Regions from separate parts of the Mus musculus genome. Here region 1 is linked to region 2. The links are chromatin loops, found by intact Hi-C in ENCODE. Cell type or tissue: heart. All regions are shown on one strand. Each heading gives the region's core, and the rest is flanking DNA. Links, peaks and the distances in the headings are about the cores only.

The links. Peaks named below come from ENCODE experiments on the same cell type or tissue, not always from the same donor. Only the 100,000 strongest peaks of a DNase experiment are listed, where the experiment ranks them.
Region 1: it touches region 2 in a loop (2.3-fold over the local background); 2 of 42 quality-filtered maps call a loop at or near these places.

Annotation. Positions count from the first base shown.
Region 1 is chr7:65,938,673-65,947,009 of GRCm38, reverse strand. The region is part of intron 6 of Pcsk6 (proprotein convertase subtilisin/kexin type 6); the gene reads right to left. Among named protein-coding and RNA genes, the nearest start is that of Gm51486, 12 kb to the right of the region's middle. In heart, for the core only: no CTCF peak of the experiment used is centred there; no DNase peak of the experiment used is centred there; H3K27ac peaks cover 1,002 bases; H3K27me3 peaks cover 1,902 bases.
Region 2 is chr7:66,051,206-66,059,542 of GRCm38, reverse strand. No RefSeq gene overlaps it. Among named protein-coding and RNA genes, the nearest start is that of Snrpa1, 5.0 kb to the left of the region's middle. In heart, for the core only: a CTCF peak has its summit at 3,979 (motif pointing right); no DNase peak of the experiment used is centred there; H3K27me3 peaks cover 1,125 bases.

The DNA of each region.
Region 1 (8,337 bases), core at 183-8,182, 110 kb after region 2:
GCATGTACCCATGGGCTTCGTAACTGAACTGCCAAGATAAGGCTTCGACAGAGCAGGTTCTCATGTTAGCTCCGTCTCGTAATGCACTGACACTTGGAGGTCTTAACCCCGAAGAGACTTTCCTCTTCAGCCTTGACTAACTTCTAGGCATAGTTAATGACTTGCATGGAAAAGTCTATATTCCACATGGAAACCAGTCTCTACCTGGGTGACTCCCTTACTGCGTCCTCAGAATCTGACCAGGGGAGGGCAGTTAGCAAATGACTAGGAACATTTGCTTTTCTGCTGAAGTCATCTAAAGTAGCCAGTTCTGCTGCTGGCCATAGCAAGCCCGCTCTCCATACCTCACCTTGCCTTCCTATGGAAACAGCAGTGAACCCTCTGCTTCCCTTGCTTGCCTGACTCCTGACGGACCTTGGCGCTTCCCCAGGAGGCCCAGCATGGTGTGATGCAGCCTGTCCTCTTGGGAGATCTGAGTCACATGCTACCTTTTCAATTAGTGGCAGTCATCTGCTCATCAGATGGCCTTGCCAAACCTAAGTAATAACGAAAACCATACTCCCTTTTGATAATCGGGTCTTGTTGATGTCTCGAAGGAAAACAGAAGGGTAGAAAAGTCATATAGCTATTGTTTAGAGCTGAGGTTCTCAACCTTCCCAATGCTGCAACCCTTTAATACAGTTCCTCGTGTTGTGGTGACCCACAACCATTGTTACTTCCTAATGTAAATATCTAACATACAACTCTCAAAGGGGTCGTGACCCACAGACTGGGAAACACTGGTGCAGGAAGGCAATGCCTGCCCTGACTCTTACATTGTCCCCAGACATGGGGAACAGGACAAGGATCAGAAGTGAATTTTCCAGTGACTTGGGAATTCAGCAAAGAGCTGAACGCTTTTGGGATATATTCGGAGACACACGGGACACTCACATATCTACACCACAGGCAAGAACAGCAACCCAAGAGGGTGTGCAGCTGAGAAGGAGAAAGCCAACTCATGCCCGGAGCTGGCCTCTGAAGAAGGCAAGCGGGTAGTGAATGTAAGACATTGAACAGCCATGAAGGGAGGGAGATTGCCCTGGAGCTGTTCATAAGCCTGAGGAACTGCTCGACTGTTTTAGTCCATCCTTCTCAGGGCCATCAGGAAGGAAGGGCCTCCTCAGTGTTTGGGGGATTATCTCTAGAACTCTGACCTGGGCGGCCCAAGATATCAGGAGCCAGGCTCACCTTATCCTCCTGGAGAGGGTGTGGTCACCAGGGTGTCGAACTCCCCCTTCCCAGGAGCTCAGGACTTTCCTAGGAACTTCCAGACCCAGCAGGCAAGCACTTTAGACATGATGTGGGGGGTGAGGGATAGGGAAGTGGGGACCCCTCTTCCTTGACAGCACTGCCTCTCACAGTCACCAAATCTCCCAGGCCTCCTGTGCATTGTAAATCCTTCTGCTTTGACGATTAACTTGGAGCTTAAACAGCTGCCTTAAAATGCTCACAAGCGTCAACTGCTTAACGGAGGCGCTAATGAGGCAGAATTCTGTGACTCAAAATTAACATAATTAACCAATTTATGGGCACAGATTAATTTAGTTGTTATGTACTTAACATTTTTTGTGTTTATGAAAGGAAAAAACAAACCATGATTTAGTTACCCAATCAAAGCCTGGAGTAAAAAAACGCCAACAGAAATGTCTGCTGCTGTTGGCTTCTGCTTCCCAGAGGACAAGTAAAGACAGGAGAGGCTGCCCACAGTCAGGGAGGCCGAGCAGGGGACACTGCTCCAAATGCCCATCAAACTCGGGGTCCTGGGGTCCTCTCCTGCTCTGCATCCTAGAGCCACCATCTCCTGAGCGGCCTGCGGGAGCCAGGAGTTCCTCCAGATAATGGTGTGTCTTAGAAGCAGGGGACCCTGATCTCTGTACCTCAGCGTAACCCTCTTTCCTGCATCATGTTAAATAAGAGCACAGGCTAGGTACTGGCCAAAGGCTATCCCACACTACTGAGCATTCCTGACAGCAAGGTCAGCTTAGGCCTCTACATCTGTGTCCCCAGAGAGCTTCTGTCAGACCCACAGTTCTGAACCTGTGGGTTGTGACCCCTTTTGCGGACAGGGATCACCTAAGACCATCCGAAAACACAGATATTTATATCACAATTCATAACAGTAGCAAAATTACAGTTATGAAGTAGCAGCAAAATAATTTTATCATTAGGGAGTCACCGCAACGCGCAGGACTGTGTGTTATGTATTAAAGGGTTGGGGCATCAGGAAGGCTGAGAAGTACCGACTCACAGCATGCTGAATGCAGAGTGCAGCCAGGAGCAGCTGGCATGCTGAACAGGCTCACCTCCTTGACCCACAGGCTGAGTGAGGCCTCTGCATTCCGCAGACACCTGCAGGATGGGCCTGCCCGGGGGATCTCCACTGGCAGGTAAACTGTGCTGGAAGGGTGCAGCCAAGTCCCCTACTACGTATGCCAGCTGACAGCAGGTGCAACGAGAGACGAGCAGCATCGCCAAACAAAACAAACAGCAAGCCGAGGAGGAGGCCTCTGAGTGTGTCAGATTATTTTAAAATAAAATGAACAATTTGTAAAATGGGACTTAAAAGGAAGGCTCACAAGCAAGAGAGAAGAGAAATGTTAAGTGGCTCAGTGGCAGCTGACCTCAGGGTGTCATTGCTATGCCCTGGCACCAGAGAGCTAGGCTAGAAAAGGCACAAGCCAGCCTTCAGGTCAGCAGGCCTGTGCTTACCTATGCTCTGCCTCTTAGCAGTTACCTGACCCTGGAGGTGACAAGTCACCTCCCCGCTCAGTTCTGTTTCTGACGGTGTGACATGACCACGATGACACCAGTTCACACAATCCTGCTGAGGATCAGATGTAGAGACACAACTTGGTGCTGCAGTCACAACTCAAAGTAGTCAGCAGTGGCTGCTGCTGTTGTACTAATAAAAAGATATCCTAAGGGGGCTGGAGCAAGGAAGTGAAGTGAACACACAGCCTACCTCCCTCCTCTCAGGGTCCAAATTTCCAGGACTTCAAACAAAAGAAGGAAAAGAACAACTCTGGAACAGTCACGCAAGATGTCCCTCAGAATAGAGCACAGAGATGAGATTCGGGTGGCAGGAGAAAGTGCCCTGGAGCAAGTCTGCTTGGAGCGAGCAGTTCCACAGGCTGGGTGCCAGGTCAGCAGGGATCCTACCCAAGCATCCCCCGGGATCGCTGCCTACCTGCAGGAGAGCGAGGAGCAGCACAGGAGTCATTCCGAGATGAACCACGTGAGAGATGGTGGTAGGTCAGAGAGAAGGGATGGTGTCCTGAGATTAGACAGCCCACCCAGTAAGTACCCTTCCAAAGGGACAGGGCCAGTACCTGCCAGGTGACTGATGCTCACTCAGAGACAAGAAATTTATAGGCATAATTGTGAGTGTGCAACCAAACCCAGCGAATATCTGAAGAAATCCAAATTCGAATTGAAAAGTAACACGGTCAGATGTCATGGCTCATGCCTGCAATCCAAGCATTGCTGAACCCAGGGACGAAGGATGGAGAATCTGGAGCCAGCACGGGCCGCACAGCAGGGTTCTGTCTCCAAAGATGGGATAAGAGGGTGAATGCAGGCGGGGGGGTGAGTGGGGCCCTCCAACATAAGTGTCAGTATGCGCAAAACCATGCAAGATGCCACACATAGTATCTGTTAAGAATCACTAGAGCTCTCCTGATTCCAGGAGATGGGAAAGCTACAATTAACTCCATTCTTCCTACTTCAAAAAGCCAAACCCTGAAGAGCGTACAAGAAACAGGAGAGAACTCTGAAAGGCAGAGAGGCAGGCAGGCTGATTCTGACCTTCTTCTGTTAAGATCACTACATAGTAGTGAAATCTTGGGTCTTCCCCACCCCACCTTCCACCTTTTTGTCTCTTCTTCCTTTTAACTCATGTGTGTGGGTGTTTTGCTTGCATGTCTGTCTGTCTGTCTGTGTACTTTATGCATGCAGTGCCTCCAGAATTGAGAAGACGGCATTGTGCCCCAACAGGACTGGAATTAGAGATGGTTGTGAGCCACCATGTAGGTGCTGGGAATCAAACCTGGGTCCTCTGGAAGAGCAGCCAGTGCTCTTAACCCCGGAGCCATTGCTCAAGCCCCATCATATCTTTTGTGGGTGTGGTCTGTGGTTTATTTTGTTTTGTTGTTTTGTGAGAGTCTTTCTGGGGCAGGATAGAAAGATAGACACACACAGGCACATGATGGCAAGAGCAAGGAAGGGTGGGGCTTTCAGTGTCCTTACAGTAGCTGTGGTCTGGAGTCTAACACTCCTCCTCACCCTTGACATCTGCATGAAGCTTTCACCAGCTGAGACTCGAGAATCCCGACACAGCTCACAGAATTTGTTTAAAGCTTTCTTTCTACTTTCCCAACTATAAATCCCACAATTTTGTAGGAATCTCATTAGAAACCCCCTTCGAGTAAAATGTCATATCCTCACCTAGTGGCTTCTGGTTAATCTAAAAAGAACAACAACAAAAAAAAATCTTAGCATCCCTTCAAGATGTAACATGGGAACCACCAAAATAGTGCTCAGCTGCTTAAAGGCGGCTCTCCCTTGAGAATCGACAACCAAGCTCACACAGGACAACCCTTCCCTAAGAGCCCATCCCTGCTTTTGGGTTTGCTGATTCTTTCCCCGGAACCTTTCTATTTTTAATAAACTTTTCCCACATTAGCTTGTCCTGAAAATCCTTTCTTCAGCCTGGCCATCTATGAAGAAGCTGAAGTTGTGTGTGACAGCTTTGGAGACACTGGTGGCCATATGTCCCCTGGGTTCAGGACAGTACAATCTCACATTTGCTTCCTATACAATGAAAAAGGACTCCCTTGCCTTCTTGGGTGACAGTGTGGAACAGTGTCTCTATCACTGCTGCCACTGACATTGCTATGAGTCTCAGGCTGGCCTTGAACTCTCCATCCTCCAGCCCTAGCTTCTTAAGTGCTAGGATTAGAGGCACACATTACTACATTCAGTTTGCTGTCTTCTTTTTTAATCTCATTTATTCCAGAGCTAGAGATGAAGATGATGGCAACCCAGAAATATCACTGGAAATACACAGAAGGAAAAAAAAAGAGGGGGGGGGGCAAAAACTTTGTTTATCCAGTGTAAGCAGCAGGAAAAAGGGCAGCCTAGGAATCCAACAGGAAATGTTCATAAACAACCACCTGACCTCAGCCAACAACAGCACAGGGAAGTTTCAGTACCAGCCCACAAAGTTGGGTGGTCAGCCTGGACCTCCACCCCTGTGAAAAACTAACAAGACCCCACCACCACCACCACCCTAAGCCCAGTGGTGTCAGAAAGCAGTAAGAGGAAAGCAGGACCTCTATCATTCCAGTCACAAGAAGGGCTCTTCTCATGAAGTCATGCAGGCATGAGAAGTCCATTGTTGACCCCCTGCCAGGCAGCATCCAGGTGCTCCCCCCTCCCCCGGTTCTTCCCTGGAGTTGTAATAGGAGATGTGGTGAGGAGTGGTCACAGTAATGAGATACGCCCCCCCCACTCCCCAGTGATATAACTGAATACACACAGAGATAGCGTTTCCATCATGCCCAGGATGGATGGGGAAGAACATGGATGCTCACACACATGTGCCCTAATGAGGCAGTAGCCCTCCCTGCTGGAACTATGGCACAGAGAAAGCTAAGATGGGAGGCTTAAGCAAGACTAAGAGTGTCTACACAAAATGCACAGCTTTCTAGTGAAAATCGCACATCACTCCAAGTACGGCAATGATGCAGCTGTAAAGGAATGCTACAGTGGAGGAACAGACTGACGAGAGGCCATGGTGAGAGTGTCTGTCAGCAATCTCGACACAAGCATGCTTGACACAAATGACAACACATGAACGAACAAGTGGAGATTATCAGCAGAGAGATAGAAGATGGAAGGCACTATCATCAAAATGACAAGCTCAGTAAATGCAAGGCAGGAAGGGAGAAACGCATGGACTGTGAGGCCCACAGGCGAAGGAAAAGAACTACAGCAAAGATCTCATAACGGTCTCACCAGAGCCCATAAAAGGGAGGGCCGGAAAGGTGCTCAAAGTAAAAGCTAAGGTCTATGCAAATATTAAAAGAGATACAAAATTACAGACTTGCTGAGCAGGGCTCCTCGTGACTTTTCTGTATCACAGTTGAGAGCTGAGGCACAACGCTGTCTGGTGGTTCTAATATGTGTATGTTAAGGCCGTTATAAATATTACACAGGGGGAGAAGAGTGAGGTGTAAAGGAAGGTGAGGGGGCCTTAGATAGTTAATTAATTATTCATAGTCTGATCAGTTATATGCATTTTTATACAGTAAAGCAGACCATAGATAAATCAAATTGGAATATAAGCAGCACCTAATCACCCTTCAGGGAGAAGGAGAAAGACAAATAAAATTACAGGAAGCAAGATATTAGATGTCAAGCATGGAGTGAGCAAATTCCGCTGCTGTAGACAAGCTGAGTTCAGTTGCCAGCAGCCACATCAGGAGGCTTACAACATTCTGGAACGCCAGCTCCAAGAAATTTGACAATCTTTTTCAAACTACAGGGGTATTGTACTGCATGTACAAATCCACACAAAGACATATAGATATAGTTTTAAAAATTAAAGATAAAGTGTTAGGCTTAAGCCCTAACAGATCAATAACATATCAGTAACATATCAATAATGACATTAAATATAAAGTGCTCAAAATAAGGTAATTCATGGTCATAGATTGGTAGTGTGGGTTTAAAAATCCATGTTTGGATGTATATTCTTTCTCTACATATATAAATATAACTAATCCAGGCAGGTTCGAAATGAAATGATGGGAAAATAGACCATCCAATTAACCATGAAAGGAGAGCTGAGTAACTATACTAACGTCATAGAAAGTAACATCCAAAGTGGAGGAAGGGACAGAAGATAGAGAGATCGTTTATCGGGCTGGAGAGATGGCCCAGACATTAAAGGCTAGGCTCAAAGAGAGATCTTTTATCAGCAACACTGAATGGTAAAGACTAAGGGATACAATTTTGAGACTTGGATTTGAATTTAAAATCCCTGCATCAGGCAGCTATATAATCACAAGCTCAGAGTGGATAGTGTTACCACCGCTGAGTTGGTACAACACTGCCCTGGTCAATTGTCATGGATATGGGAGGAGCTCATGGGATCCTACCCCTCCCTGCTGAGCTACTGGCTACTGAAACATTCTGGAGAGGGGAGTCACTGTTGCCAGTGGGTGGTTACAAACACAGGATCACAGAGATGTCCCTGGTTAAATTCAATAAACTACAGAACAAAACCAAAAGACATGAATGTGGGAAATGGATTTGTAGGGAAGAGTGTGAGAGAGATGGAGGGTGAGGTGAACAAGAAGGCACTGGGTATATAACTTATTACCAGCCTGCTTGGTCCATCTAATGAAACATTTCAGAGACTTATGATTTTAGTAAATTAAATTTGTTGACAAATATATATATATGTATATATATATATGCATATATACATGTGTGTATATTATATATAATTGTCAGCAAATTTAATATATTAGTATATTATATTAGTATATATTAAATGTATTATTTATATATAATAATATATATTAATAATATACATATATGAGATTAATCAGGATGTATTATATGTATATATGCATATGAAACTCTTAAACAAATTAATTTTAATCTCTAGAAATGTTTCATTAGATGGATCAAACACACTAGTTACAAATGTAGATGTCTACAGGCACCTGGAAGGCAAGATAAGGGGACAAAGTATCCAGTTATTAACAAGACCATGACACAGGTTAGAGAACACTCCCTTGGGCTAGGAAGGGCCACCATGCAGCTGCCAGTGTCTGTGACCATGACGGGTGAGACCGTAAGTGGCCAAAGCTTCAAGTTTTTCAAGAGTAAGCCCAATCACATATTCTTCCTTACATAAAATCCTTTACTTTGTGAATTAAGTTAAAAACAAAATACTGTGAGGCTCAGATCAAACACAAGTGTCTTCACACCAAAGGAAGCTGGCAGGCAGCCACACAGGCCATGCTGAGTTTTGTGAGCCCTACCTAATGCAAGAACTAAACACCAGAAACAGAACCAGAAAGATTTATCCAGTTAGATAGTTTTCTAAGTCTCTTCTAAATAACTCTAGGATTAAAGAGAAAAATCAAGCTGAAATTTAAAAGTATTCAGAAATGGGGTGGTAGGATGGCTCAGTGGAAGCCCGGTGGAAGCGCCTGCTGCCAAGCCTGAAAACTCGAGTTCAATCTCAGGGACTCACAACAGAGAAATAGCTGACTCGTCAGT
Region 2 (8,337 bases), core at 67-8,066:
CCCTTCAGCCCTAGGCCATCAACTCCAACTGAGGCTGCACCTTCACTAGTGACCATCCCTGGCCTCTCACAGTGCCAAGCCTTAAATGCACGAAATCATATGCGTATTTTTTTTAAATCATAGCTTACTAATTAATGTACATGCCCACCTGTGTATAGGTGCAGGGGAGGCTTCAGCCTAAAATTCCCTGGAGCTGGCCGTTGTGATCCTTTGGACATGTGTGCTAGAAGTCAACCCCTGGTCCTCAGCATGAGCAGAAAACACTCTTAAAAATACTTTTAGAAATTATTTGTTATATCTCTGTGGTTTTGGGCACATGAGTGCAGATACCCACAAAGGCCAGAGGTGCCAGATACTCTGAAGTCGGGGTTACACGTGGTTGCTGGGATCTGAACTCTGGTCCTCTGAAAGAGCTGTACACACTCTCTTACCTGCTGAGTCATGGAATGACTGACCTGAGAAGGAACTTGAACAGCTCACTCTCCTGCCTCCATCTTCATGTGCTAGGATTATTGGAGTGAGTTTATGTAGTGGTGACCCCTTCAGCCCTGGGCCATCAACTCCAACTGAGGCTACACCTTCACCAGTGACCATCCCTGGCCTCTCACAGTGCCAAGCCTCAGCTGCTGTTCGTAATCCCTTTGTGCCTTCAAAACTAGCATCACCTGGGTGATTCTTATACATTACCAAGTCCAGCTGCAGCATGAGGTACAACCTTGACTATCTCTGGAACACATTTTCTTTGGGCTCTCAGAACACACTTCCCAGAAGATTTCACTCCAGTAATGCTGGTCTCTTCTTAGTCACTGCTAATTTCTTTGCTCCAGCTAATCAGTATCATGGGCCAACCAGAAGTCCCTTCTATTCTGGACTCTAAAGGCAGAGCCACATGGGTAAAGCTGCGGAGTTCTGCTGGGGCAGGAGCACGGCCCCCTTCCTCTATTACATCATCACCAACTTTCTGTTTTCAACTCCACTGCCTAATACTTGGCTGTCCTGAAACTTGCTCTGTAGACTGACCTTGAACTCTGAGATCTGCATGGCTCTGTCTCCTGAATGCCAGGATTAAAGGTGTGCACCACCATGCCTGGACCTAAGCTCTTCATGGTGACTATGTCTCAAGATCCAGACCAAAAGCTTGTGTCACCCCATGCCAATTTGACACACAGTCACATCTCCTTATATCCAAATGAAAGCAATAACCTGGTCATAATAGCATAACTATCTGTTGTTCAACTGCAAACACATAAACAATAAATTTAGCTGGGATGGGATCTTGCCCTGAAATTACTACTCCCTTAAACTGTTGATCTTGAGCACAGGATTTAGCTCCATTGCCCTACATGGTGCCAGTTTTCAATATACTTGAACCATATATTTTGTATTTTTCCTTTCTAAGCTTGCTACACATGATCAAAACTCTCTTTGTGAGAGTAAACCAGAGGACAAAGTCTATGCTGGGCTTTTCTGAGACTTCCTTTACCTTACTTAGCCTCTTTACTCTTTCCCCTGGCCTCAGGTAGACTCTTCAGACAAGGGCAAAAAGCAGCAACATTCTTCACCAAAACAGCATAAGAACAATCTCCACAGTTGAAAACACCCTCAGTATCAGTGTCTTCCATATTCCTCCTGGAATGGCTCACTGAGCACTTAATGCAACTCACTGCTTCCAAAGTCCCCAAATCCACATTCCTCCAAACAAAAATGTGTCAGGCCTATCACAGCAATTCCCAAGTCCCTGATATCAGCTTCTGACTTAGTTATGGTTTCCATTGGTATGAAGAGATGATGCCATGAGCATGGTGACTTACAAAGAACAGCCTTTAATTGGGGTTGGTTTACAGGTTCAGGAGTTCAGTCCATTATCATCAGGGCAGGGAAGCACAGCAGCATCCAGGCAGACGCGGGGCTGGAGGAACTGAGAGTTCTACATCTTGTTCCAAAGGCAAAAAGGAGATGACTGTCTTCAGGCAGCTAGAAAGAGGGTCTCAAAACCCACCCTCACAGTGACACACTTCCTCCAATAAGGCTGCACCTCCTAATAGTGCCATTCCCTGGGCCAAGCATCTTCAAACCACCACACCACTCACCCAACACTGATATCGAGAGACCAGATCCTGGGTTTAGACTCCATCTTAGAGAGCCTGACCTAAGGTTGAACTCGAGTTAACTAACAAGTCAGCATCTAGCATTACTCCTAGGTTACTCCCAAACAAGACCAGTTTCCAGGTTATTCTCTCTAACAAGCCTGCCCCTGGCACTTCCTTGTAGCCTTGTTGGAGGACATGTGTCACTGTAGGGCCAGGCTTTATGATCTCCTGTGCTCAAGCTATGCCCACTATGGCACACTCTCCTGTTGCCTGTAAATCAAGATGTAGAACTCTCAGCTCCTTCTCCAGCACCATGTTGCCTGCATGCTGCCATGTTTCTGCCATGGTGATAATGAACTAATCCCGTGGAACTATAAGCCAGCCCCAATTAAATGTTGTCCTTTATAAGAATTGCTGTGGTCGCAGCAATAAAACCCTAACTGAGGCACCATCTGAAAATTAAGTTACCACCATATTCGAAGACCATTCTTTCTATTTAGCTCTTCAAAGCCACTCTTGTCAAAATCAAGTGTCCAAACTCATGAAGCTCAGCTTTTGGACTAGACATTCTGTTCTATGGGTTTACTGGCATAATATCATACTGTCTTAATAATAATACATGCTTTATAAAAGAACACTCAAGCTTCACTTTTTCTCATATCTTTGGTTATTCTTGTTCTTTATAGTTTTTAAATATAAATCTTAGCTACATCTTATATCTAAAAACATTCTTTGGAGATAAGGAGGGGGATGGGGGTGGGTAGGTGGGTATGGGAATCAGGTGTAGGGAGAGCCAGGGAGAGGGCTGGGAGAGTGAAGGAAAATCAGGGTTGAGTGGGGTGGGGTAGGGCATTTCTAGGATGTGCCAGAGATGTGGGACAGGGGAGGCTCTAGGGAGTCTATGAGAGTGACTCTAGCTGAGAATCCTAGTTAGTGGTGAGGGATATGGAACCTGAAGTGGCTGCCTCCTGTGTCCTTCCAGTGGAGGGATAAGGACACCAAGCCACCCACAAAATCTTCCACCCAAAATTTGTCCTGCCTACAAGAAATTCAGGGACCAAGATGGAGTAGAGACTGAGGGAATAGCCAACCAATAACTGACCCAACTTGAGACTCATCCCCTGGGCCAGAACCAATCCAGGACACTATCAACAATACTTGCAGTCAGGAGCCTAGCATAACTGTCCTCTGAGAGGCTCCACTCAGAAGCTGACTAAACATTAGACAGAGCTCAAGGAGTCTTCTGGAAGGACTGAGGGATCTAGAGATAGAGATTCCATAGAAGTCCAATAGAGTCAACTAACCTGGACCCTTGGGTCTCCCAAAGACTGAACAAAGAGCAGACATGGCCTGGACCTAGGCCTTCCGTACATTATGTAGCAGGTGTGCAGCTTGGTCTTCGTGTGGCTCTTCCAACAACTGAGCAGGGGTTGTCCTTGACTCTGTTGCTGCTGGTGGTTCCTGTTCCCCTAACTGGTCTGGCCTTAGTGGGAGAGGACGTGCCTAGTCCTGTGGTGACTTGATGTGCTAGGCGGGGCTGTTGATACCTGGGGGGGGGGGGTGAGGATGGGGGCTCCCCTTCTCAGAGAGGAAGGGGGAATGGGAGGAGGGGCTTTATGAAGGGGGGACTGTGATCAGGATATAAAGTGAATAAATAATTAATAGAAAAAAAAAGAAATGCCTTCTAAAGTGTTTGAGACACTATTATAGTGGACATTATTTCAGAAAATTACTCTCACATTGTTCAGGAAAATATTTTTATGTCATATAACTTTTCTATAATTTTGTCTTGTGATTGTTTAAAAATTACACAAAACAAAACTAACGAATCCCCTCCTCCCCCACACAAATATCCCAAACTATCAACATGATTCCAACTTTCCTTACTTCCAGAATGAACCACTAGGTGGAGTCCTTGGACTAGAGAGCTGTTTTTGTTTTTTGTTTTCTTTTTCCAATTTTTTATTAGGTATTTTCTTCATTTACATTTCAAATGCTATCCCGAAAGTCCCCTATACCCTTCCCCCACCCTGCTCCTCTACCCACCCACTCCCACTTCCTGGCCCTGGTGTTCCCCTGTACTGGGGCATATAAAGTTTGCTAGACCAAGGGGCCTCTTTTCCCAATGATGGCCAACTAGGCTATCTTCTACTACATATGCAGCTAGAGACACGAGCTCTGCAGGTACTGTTTAGTTCATAATGTTGTTCCACCTATAGGGTTGCAGACCCCTTCAGCTCCTTGGGTACTTTCTCTAGCTCCTCCATTGGGGGTCCTGTGTTCTGTCCAATAGCTGACTGTGAGCATCCACTTCTGTGCTTGCCAGGCACTGGCCTAGCCTCACACGAGACTGCTATATCAGGGTCCTTTCAGCAAAATCTTGCTGGTTTTTTTAAGCGCTAGAAATACCTTTAAGTTGGGTAGGTAGATATGAGGAGGTGGGGGGAGGCAGAGGGATCTGAGAGGAGGTGAGGAACAGGAAAGAATATAAAAATATACCATATAAAATTCTCAAAAAGTAAATTTAAAAGAAAGATGTAGGAATATTTTTCTACTATAAAAAGGGGAGCCAGGCATGGTGGCACACGCCTTTAATCCCAGCACTTGGGAGGCAGAGGCAGGTGAATTTCTGAGTTCGAGGCCAGCCTGGTCTACAAAGTGAGTTCCAGGACAGCTGGAGCTACAGAGAGAAACCCTGTCTCAAAAAAAACAAAAAAAACAAAAACAAAAAAAAAAAAAAGGGGGGGGGGGAACTGTGGCAAGCCCTTTGGGTATCTCAGAAGAGTAGGACACTGGACACAGAGTTATTTACAGGGTTAGAACTTGGCCTGGCTTTGCCTTGCTTGTGACTGTGCTCTGGTTCTTTCTTTTCAAATAAGAAAGTATTTATTTTTTATTTTATAGGAGCTCACAGTTGAGAGTATTGATCTTTTACAAGAGACTTGAATTTTTAAAGAGACTAGACATTTTTTAAAGGATTATTTATTTATTTATTTAATGTATATTAGTACACTGTACCTGTCTTCAGACACAGCAAAAGAAGGCATCAGATCCCATTACAGATGGTTGTGAGCCACCATGTGGTTGCTGGGAATTGAACACAGGACCTTTGGAAAGGCAGTCAGTGCTCTTAACCACTGAGCCAGCTCTCCAGCCCCGCGACTGAATTTTTAAAGTGTTTGAATTTATAAAGACTTTGGGACTTTTAGAGTTTTCGATATGTTTTATATTGTAATATCTTGGAGATAACAAGAAAGGAAGTGTTATGCTTACTAAGCTATTGATATGTTTATGTGTCAAGTTGATAAGGAATCAGTTGTGCCTGCTAACTTTGACACAGCTAGAGTCATCTGAGAGGAGGGAACCTCAATTGAGGAAATTCTTCCATAAGATCTGGCTGTAGCTAAGCCTGTTGGTCATTTTCTCAATTAATGATTGATGCAGGAGGACACAATCTATTGTGGGCGGGGGCACCTCTGGACTGGTGGTCCTGTATTCTCTAAAAATTCCAGTTGAACAAGCAAAGAGAAAGCCAGTAAATAGCAATTCTCCAGGGCCTCTGAGTCAGATCCTGCTGCAGAGTCGTACCCTGATTGAGTTCTTGCCCTGGCTTCCTTGGGTGATCAAGAGTGATGAGGAAGTGTAGACAAAATAAACCTGTTGCTCCTCAAGTTGCTTGGCCATGGTGTTTCATGACCATTAGTCACCCTAACTAAAACAGAAATTGTTACCAGGAGTAGGGTGGGTTGCTCTAGCAAACAAATGAGTGACATCAAACCATAAGTAGGTTCTAATAGCCTTATGATGTTTCAAACATTTTTCTTTTTAATTTCATTTACGGTTGCTAAGTTTTCTCAGTCTGAGCACACTGACATTTTAGACTGCATACTTCTTGGCTGTCAAGCCTTTGTGCACACTGTAGGGAGTGTAGTAGCATCCCTGTCTTCTACTCCATAGATGGGAATGACACCCTCCAGCTGTCAAAAACATTTGCAGACATTGTTGAGGATCCCCTGAAAAAGCAAATGAACCTAGTTGAGAACTTTTCTTTTAGGTAATAAGACATTCTTGGCTGTTGCCACTTTGGTTCTTATAGGAACAGGAATCCTATAATAATAGGCTCCATAGGAATGGTAAGAAATGTCTAGTTACTCTTAGTGTGGATATTCTATGTGGTGGTTTAAATGAGAATGGCCTCTATAGGCTCAGATGTTTGAATGCTTGGTCCCCAGTTAATAGAACTTTTTGGGGAGGATTAGGAGACATGGCTTGGCTGGAGGAGGCATGTCACGGGTGTGGGCTTTGAGGTTTCAAAAGCCCATGCTTTCTGTCTCTGTCTCTTTCTCTCTCTGTCTGTCTCTGTCTCTCTGTCTCCCCCTCCCCCGACTCTCTCTCTCTCTCTCTCTCTCTCTCTCTCTCTCTCTCTCGCTCTTGCTCTCGCTGTCTATATAAATCAAGACATAAGCTCTTAACTGCTGCTCAAGTACCATGATTGCATGCTTCCCACTGTGATGATAATAGACTAACCCTCTGAAACCGAAACCGTAAGCAAGATCCCAGTTAACCAACCACTCTATACTATAAGCTGCCTTGGTCGTGATGTCTCTTCAAATCAATGGAACAGTAACTAAGGCAGAAGTTGGTACCAGGAGTGGGGTATTACTATGACAGGCCTGACTATGCTTTTATTTGAAGGAATGTGGAAGACTTTGGACTTTGGACTAGAAAAATGGTTGAACGCTAAGTGGGACTTAATGAGCCATCACAGTAGTATTGAAGATGATCATGCTGAGAGCAATGTAGACTATGGAGGCTTAGCTCAAGAGGTTTCAGAAGGAAATAATATTAGAGACTATTCTTGTGATATTTGGGCAACGAATGTGACTGCTTGTTGGAAAAAAAAAATCTACCAGAGGATAAAATTGAAGTGTTTTTGAATAATGTTAGAAAAGGACATTTTAAGACAATGTAATTCTGACTTTGTCACATCGTTACCAGTGAATACTCTGATGCAGATCTATAGTGAAAAAGAGCAAGTGGAACAACAAGAAATACAAAATGTACAGTTTGAGGAAGGAGAAAAATAGTAGCAAGGAAATGTAATGTTGGAGCCAAGTCTTTTGCTCAAGGAGATGAGAAGTTTAAGAAAGAAATAGCCACTTACCCCTTTACAATCTCACTCCAATAACCCTGCCTTGTCTATGTTGGTGGTGGACTGCTATGGGCGGTTGGTCTGTCCCCTTTTTAAGAGCTATACTCACTCCTTTCCGCTGTCACAGAGCTTCCATGGCTATGCTATTGTACAAGCAGTTCTTGTGGCCATCACTGTGCAAGACAGGCTCAGCAGAGTCCCAGGGAAGCAGAGCCAAGAAACAGCCAGGAAGTTAGTTTGGGGTCTGGACTAACACCAGCCACACTTGGGAGATAGATGACAGTGGTCTTTTCATTTGTCCTATGACAAGTAGGTTATAGGGGAGAAGGGGTCCAGGTGACAGTGCTCCCATAGGGTTCCCCAGACTCTGGTGCACTCATCCCCAACGTTCTGAATCACCTTGGGTCTCTGAAGCATTGCCCATCCCCTGCTTCTCCAGTTTTAGCTGGCGCCCTTTCTTTATCTGCAACTAAAGGATTCTACATACACACTATGGGCTTCACAGGCTGTGGTGAAAATCCCAAGAGGCAGGTAACTCTGTGAGTGCAGGGATTTCAGTAGCCGTGGAGGGGGGAGGTTGTCACCCAGTTAAATGGTACTTGTCAGAGGTAGGTGAATGCCGTCAAGGTCCCCTTTACCTTACTTGGCTTTGGTGGCGCAAAGGGGGTCTTTTTTTTTTTTTTTTTTTTGGTTTTCGAGACAGGGTTTCTCTGTATAGCCCTGGCTGTCCTGGAGCTCACTTTGTAGTCCAGGCTGGCCTCGAACTCAGAAATCCGCCTGCCTCTGCCTCCCGAGTGCTGGGATTAAAGGTGTGCGCCTCCACGCCCAGCACAAAGAGGGTCTCTTATTTTTAAATTTTAAAACTGTGTAGTGTGTGTGTGTGTGTGTATGAGTATTTGTGCAGCACAGCAAACATGTGGAGGTCAGTGGACAATCTATGGGAATTGATTCTTTCCTTTCACCATGAGGGTTCCAGGAATCAAACTCAGGTTCAGGCTAGGAGGCAAGTGCTGGCCCCCATAAAGAAGGTCTCTGACAAATGACATCCCTGAGTTGTAACCCTGGGTTTCCCTCCTTATCCCATTATGGCAACAT